2 separate regions of the Homo sapiens genome follow, and region 1 is linked to region 2. The links are chromatin loops, found by intact Hi-C in ENCODE. Cell type or tissue: MCF 10A. All regions are shown on one strand. Links, peaks and the distances in the headings refer to the core of each region. The heading gives the core; the rest is flanking DNA.

Evidence for each region. Hi-C counts contacts between places; a loop is a spot of excess contacts. Peaks named below come from ENCODE experiments on the same cell type or tissue, not always from the same donor. Only the 100,000 strongest peaks of a DNase experiment are listed, where the experiment ranks them.
Region 1: it touches region 2 in a loop (8-fold over the local background); 2 of 110 quality-filtered maps call a loop at or near these places.

Annotation. Positions count from the first base shown.
Region 1 is chr10:29,511,734-29,514,539 of GRCh38, forward strand. It overlaps SVIL (supervillin), which reads right to left. Exons shown (of 38, transcript NM_021738.3): 17 at 1,002-1,128. It overlaps LOC124902401 (a long non-coding RNA gene), which reads left to right and starts at 1,116. Exons shown (of 2, transcript XR_007062099.1): 1 at 1,116-1,199. In MCF 10A, for the core only: a CTCF peak has its summit at 1,469 (motif pointing left); a DNase peak (open chromatin) is centred at 1,458.
Region 2 is chr10:29,444,221-29,447,026 of GRCh38, forward strand. All of the region lies in intron 2 of SVIL-AS1 (SVIL antisense RNA 1), which reads left to right. Among named protein-coding and RNA genes, the nearest start is that of SVIL-AS1, 36 kb to the left of the region's middle. In MCF 10A, for the core only: a CTCF peak has its summit at 1,409 (motif pointing right); a DNase peak (open chromatin) is centred at 1,421.

The sequences.
Region 1 (2,806 bases), core at 43-2,542, 67 kb after region 2:
AAGAAGAGAATTCAAATTGCCATTCCAGTGAAACCTAAGAAGACACAGAAGTATCAGAGGAAATAGTGTCAGAACTCCTGACTCACACTTCTATGTGCACATCTCATTTTTATGTACGTTTCTTAATGCATGAAAGTCACACTCATCATCTCTCCCTTCCACAGATGCTTAACTTATTTTAGAGCTAGAAGGGGCCTGGGGATCATCGGGTTGAAAGCATTCTTTTTCTTTTCTACTTGAAGACTTCTGATCCTAGAAAGTGACCAGGGAGTGTGTCACCGGTGCATCATTTCGCCTCCAGCCAGAAGGTGCATTTGCAATTGTAGGGCCAGCCAGCAAGTAAGTCACCATCAGTTTCAAAAGTGTGCACTACCTGGTCAAAAGCTGGTCATCATCACATCTGTGATTTAACAATTCATCAATACTTTCGCATATGAAATGCTTGCTAGTATTGATCACCATGCATTACCTAATTTTGTTTCAACTTATACATTACTGTACATTCTCAATAAAAGGCATAGCTACTCATGAAACACGCTTAAATGATGAACTAAATACTCATAAACCACAATTATGTCCTTATTTTTTATACTTAGGTTTAAAATCTCTGCATGGGAAACACAAGTCTGTATTTTACATGGAACTTAAAGATATTAGTGGTGAATTCAATTTTTTTCATTATAAAGGCTTTAATAACACATGAAAGCCAGACTTCATTTAAGAAGGTTTTTAAACTGAAGAAAAAGTCCACACTTTAAAATTCAGGCACTTGCTTGCTGACATAGTGTGTGTGTGTTGCTGATCCCAGTTTTAAAACATCTCCAGGCACAGCCTTCTGCCCAATTTTAGCTGCTCTGTGACAGACTCTCAGTGTGTACCCTAAGGGCAAAAATGCACAAATGCTTCACAGAGTAGGAATTAGGTGGCACACGCTTGTCTTTTTGATGCACTTCCAAGAGTGATGTTAGTCGGAAGGCTTTTCCTAACATGGGGAATGTTACCTTCTTGATGAGGGACCGCCCTGCTTCCTGGGTGTGCAGGCTGCTGGCCGGCGCCTTGCCGCCCTCCTGCCTCCTGCTGAGTCTGTTTCTCCAATCTTCCTCCCCGCTTTTCTTCAACAGTGCCAATCTAGGAGGAAAACATGCCCGCCACAAAGAGTTCAGCACCAAACTCTTCCTTGTGATGGAACCATAATCTAGGTAAGAGAGGCGGCTTGGGCCAAGATATGACCACAGCCGCCTCGTTTTAACATTTTGAATTTCATTTATTCGGAAGACAGCATGTCTGGAAAAATAATAAAGTCCCTTTTCTAAGATGGCCCGAAGATTTTACAGTTGATTGAAACACAGAGCTGAAATCTGACTTGCTAGATAAAAGATGCACCATCATTCCAGCCAAGGATGTCTGTTCCTTGGCCTTGGGCTGAAAGCAAGAGAACCGTCCCCAGAGAAAAATGTCTTTTAGCGACGCCTTCTGGTCACTTGTGAAATAACATTAAAGGACTAAAGCTGTGTTACAGAAAATGATGCAGACATGGGCTTAAAAACATAAAGCTGGCCAGGCACGGTGGCTTCCGCCTGTAATCCTAGCACTTTGGGAAGCTGAGGCAGGTGGATCACGAGGTCAGGAGTTCGAGACCAGCCTGGCCAATACGGTGAAACCCCATCTCTACTAAAAATACAAAAATTAGCCAGCGGGAGGCTGAGGCACAAGAATCGCTTGAACCTGGGAGGCAGAGGTTGCAGTGAGCCGAGATTGTGCCACTGCACTCCAGCCTGGGTGACACAGTGAGACTCTGTCTCAAAAAACAAACAAACAAACAAAAACATAAAGCCATGAAGCACTTACAGTCTCTTAATATCATCCCTTTCAATTAGAGGTAAAATTTGATGTTTATGACTGTTTCTCCTCAGGTGTTCTAAGCCCTATTCTTTTCCTACAAATGAATTTGATCATTCTTATCCATCTTCTTTAGACAGAAACTATTTTCTATAAACCCATTTTTTAAAATTATCACTTCAACTTTCCTCAGGGGAAGGATATACACAAAAAAAGAATCTAATTAACTGATATTGTTAACTAACCTACTTTAGCTCAATGATGATGTGACTTGATAGGCAGTGCTTGAATACTGGAATCCTGAAAGGTTATTTTTCACAAACTTGAGGCTATTTCAGCTAACTGTATTGCATGAATGAAGAAATCTTAGGTATTTACGCTGGACAAACAAACATGGGAAAGATAAAAGGTAAAAAAAAAAAAAAAAGGTGGTGATCACTAAACTCATTTGAGCCGATGCTCAAACAATTTAAAGAGTAGGGAAAAGCCAAATAATTAGATCCTTTTCCCTCTGTGCTGGACCTGATGGGCCAGGTCTTATTGATATCACTAATGCATAATCCACAAATGGTATAAATATTTTTATCCATAAATATTAAATCCATAAATATTAAATCCATAAATATTTTTATCCATAAATATTAAATCCATAAATATTTTTTATTGTTATAAATTTGTTTTAGAGACAAGGTCTTCCTTTGTCACCAGGTCTGGAGTGCAGCGGCACAATCACGGTTCACTGCAGCCTCGAATTCCTGGGCTCAAGCGACAATCCTGCCTCGGCCTCCAGAGTAGCTAGGATGACAGGTGTGCATCACTGCGCCTGGTTAATTTTTAAAATTTTTATTTTGTAGAGACGAGGTCTTGCTATGCTGCTCAGGCTGGTTTTGAACTCCCGGGCTCAAGCAATTCTTCCATGTCAGCCTCCAGAGTAGCTAGGACTACACTTGTGCACCACTACACTAGG
Region 2 (2,806 bases), core at 192-2,691:
TCCTGCTAACAGGCCTCCCACCTCACAGATTGAATCGCAGGCCACTGCACAGGAACTGAAGAGGCCAGGCTCCTCCCACTGCCTGTGGCTCCCCCCCACCTTTTCCCAAGTGCACATGTGGGCATGCTCAGACAAGGCCCTGGGCAAGTTCCCTCATCTGCATAAAAGTATCTAATGTAAACACTTGTGGGGCAGGTCGGAGATTCTCCAGGGTCCCTGTATTAGTCAGGGTTCTCTAGAGACAGAACTAATGGAATATATATATATATATAAAGGGGAGTTTAGTAAGTATTAACTCACATGATCACAAGGTCCTGCAATAGGCCATCTGCAGGCTGAAGAGCAAGGAGAGCCAGTCCAAGTTCCAAAACTGAAGAATTCAGAGTCCTGTGTTTGAAGGCAGGAAGCATCTAGCATGGGAAAAAGATGTAGGCTGAGAGGCTAGGCCAGTCTCTCTTTTCACATTTTTCTGCCTGCTTATATTCTAGCCACACTGGCAGCTGATTAGATGGTGCCCACCCAGATTAAGGGTGGGTCTGCCTTTCCCAGCCCACTGACTCAAATGTTAATCTCCTTTGGGAACACGGTCACAGACACACCCAGGATCAATACTTTGTATCCAGTCAAGTTGACACTCAGTATTAACCATCACAGACCACTTAACCATTATAACCATGTGTGAGATTAGCCAAATTACTTCATTTTTCTGTGCCTCCATTCCTTTATCCGTAAAATGGGATTAAATTGTTCCCCTTTCATAGAGTTGTTTGAGGATTTTATGAGAAAATGCAGCATTCTTTGTAATAGTGCAAACCTGGAACCTGGAAACAATATAATAGAAACACTCATTACTGTATTAGGCTGTTTATGCATTGCTATAAAGAAGTATCTGAGACTGGATAATTTATTAAGAAAAAGGTTTAATTGGTTTATAGTTCTGCAGGCTATACAGGAAGCATAACACAGGCATCTGCTTCCAGGGAGGCCTCAGGAGGCTTACAATTGTGGTAGAAGGTAAAGGGGGAGCAGGTATCTCGCATGGTGGGAACAGGAGGAAGAGAGAGAGAGAGACAGAGACAGACAGAGAGAGAGAGAGAGAGAGAGAGAGAGAGAGAGAGAGAGAGAGAAAGAGGTGCCATGCCTTCAAATAGCCAGATCTTGCAAGAAGTCACTCATTATTGCGATAGCACCAAGAGGATGATGCTAAACTACTCATGAGAAATCCACCCCCACAATCCGATCATCTCCCACCAGGACCCACCTCTGATACTGGGGATTACAGTTCAACATGAGATTTGGGTGGGAACACACATCCAAACCATGTCAATTACCAAGGGACAAGTTAAAGAAGTTGGTGGACTCAAGCAGTTGACCGCTATGCAGACAAAATATATGTCCCCAGCAGAGGGCAGGCTTCTACCTACAACACATGTGATCATTTTCCCCGGTCCCTCTAGTTTGCAGAGGTTGAGGGCAGAGCTCAACCTGGAGTGTACAGCCTGAGACAGAGGGACCATGCTCCCTGTGTCCTAATGGGAAAGGACTCTTCTTGGGTAGAAATGTAGTTACTGAGTTTTGCTTTCTCCTATAGAGGAAAGATGAGCAAAAACAGGGAGATGGAGACCTGGTGAAGAGAGGGTGCAGAAGTGGCTAAGTGGGGTGATGGTGGTGAGGAGATTTGTTGGTGAACTACAGCCCGTAGGCCAAATCCAGCCCACCGCCTGATTTTGCATGGCCCAGGAGTGAAGAATGATTTTTTACATTAAAATGATTGAGAAATAAATTTTTTAAAAGAACAATATTTCATGACTTGTGACATTATATAAAATTCAAATGTCAGTATCCATAAATAAAGCTTTATTGGAAGATGCCAGACTCATGCACTTATGTATCGTCTAGGGCTGTTTTCCCCTGTGCAGAGTTGAAGAGTTTGGCAGAGACCACATGGCTCCCAAAGCCTAAAGTATTTACTATGTGATCCTTTACCAAAAAAGCTTGCTAACCCCTGCCTTATAGTATAATGTATGATTTTTTTGAAGAGTTAAACAAATTTAACATTTGCTGAGCTCTCTTTCTTGCCCAGCATGGCTATGGGCTCTTCTCATGTATGTAATATAATTCTGTAAACAATCCTATAAGGCAGGTACCATTATTATCTTCATTTCACAAATGAGAAAATTGAGACACCTCAGTAATTTTCTCAAAGTCAGACCATTAGTGAGTAGAAAAGCTGGGATATGAATCTAGGCTGTCCAGTTCCAGAGCAATAATGTGTAATATCTAGTTTCATTTTCTGGCTTGTTAGGTGATGTAATTCCTGCCAGTTATTTCTCAAAATGTCAGTATCTCTATGCAAACCATCACTTACTTGATCAGCCTTGCTGTGGAGAAAGGGATTGGGGTGTGCCTACACTTGGGGCACAGTGGGAGAGGACGCAATGGGAGGGGACAGTAACCTGGAGGAGTGGCACCAATTCACTCCTGGATTTTGCATCTGATGGCATCACAGAAGGGAGGAAATCATTGCACCCGCGTGTATGTGTGGTACATACATAGCAAATGTATAGAAGGTTTCACCCCAAACTGCAAATACTCTTTGCTCTTAAGGAATGAAATGGATAATGTAGAATTGGGAGATGTCTACATTTTAATCCTACATTGTTTGAAATTTTAAATGAAGTGAAATTTTAATGCTGTTTTTAGAAACCCGCATAATATGGTGAAAAGAACTCTCTGGCCTGGTTTTCCCTTTTGGGAGGCAAATCGGCTTAACTCTCCTTTAAGTGTCTTAGATATTGAGAAGAGA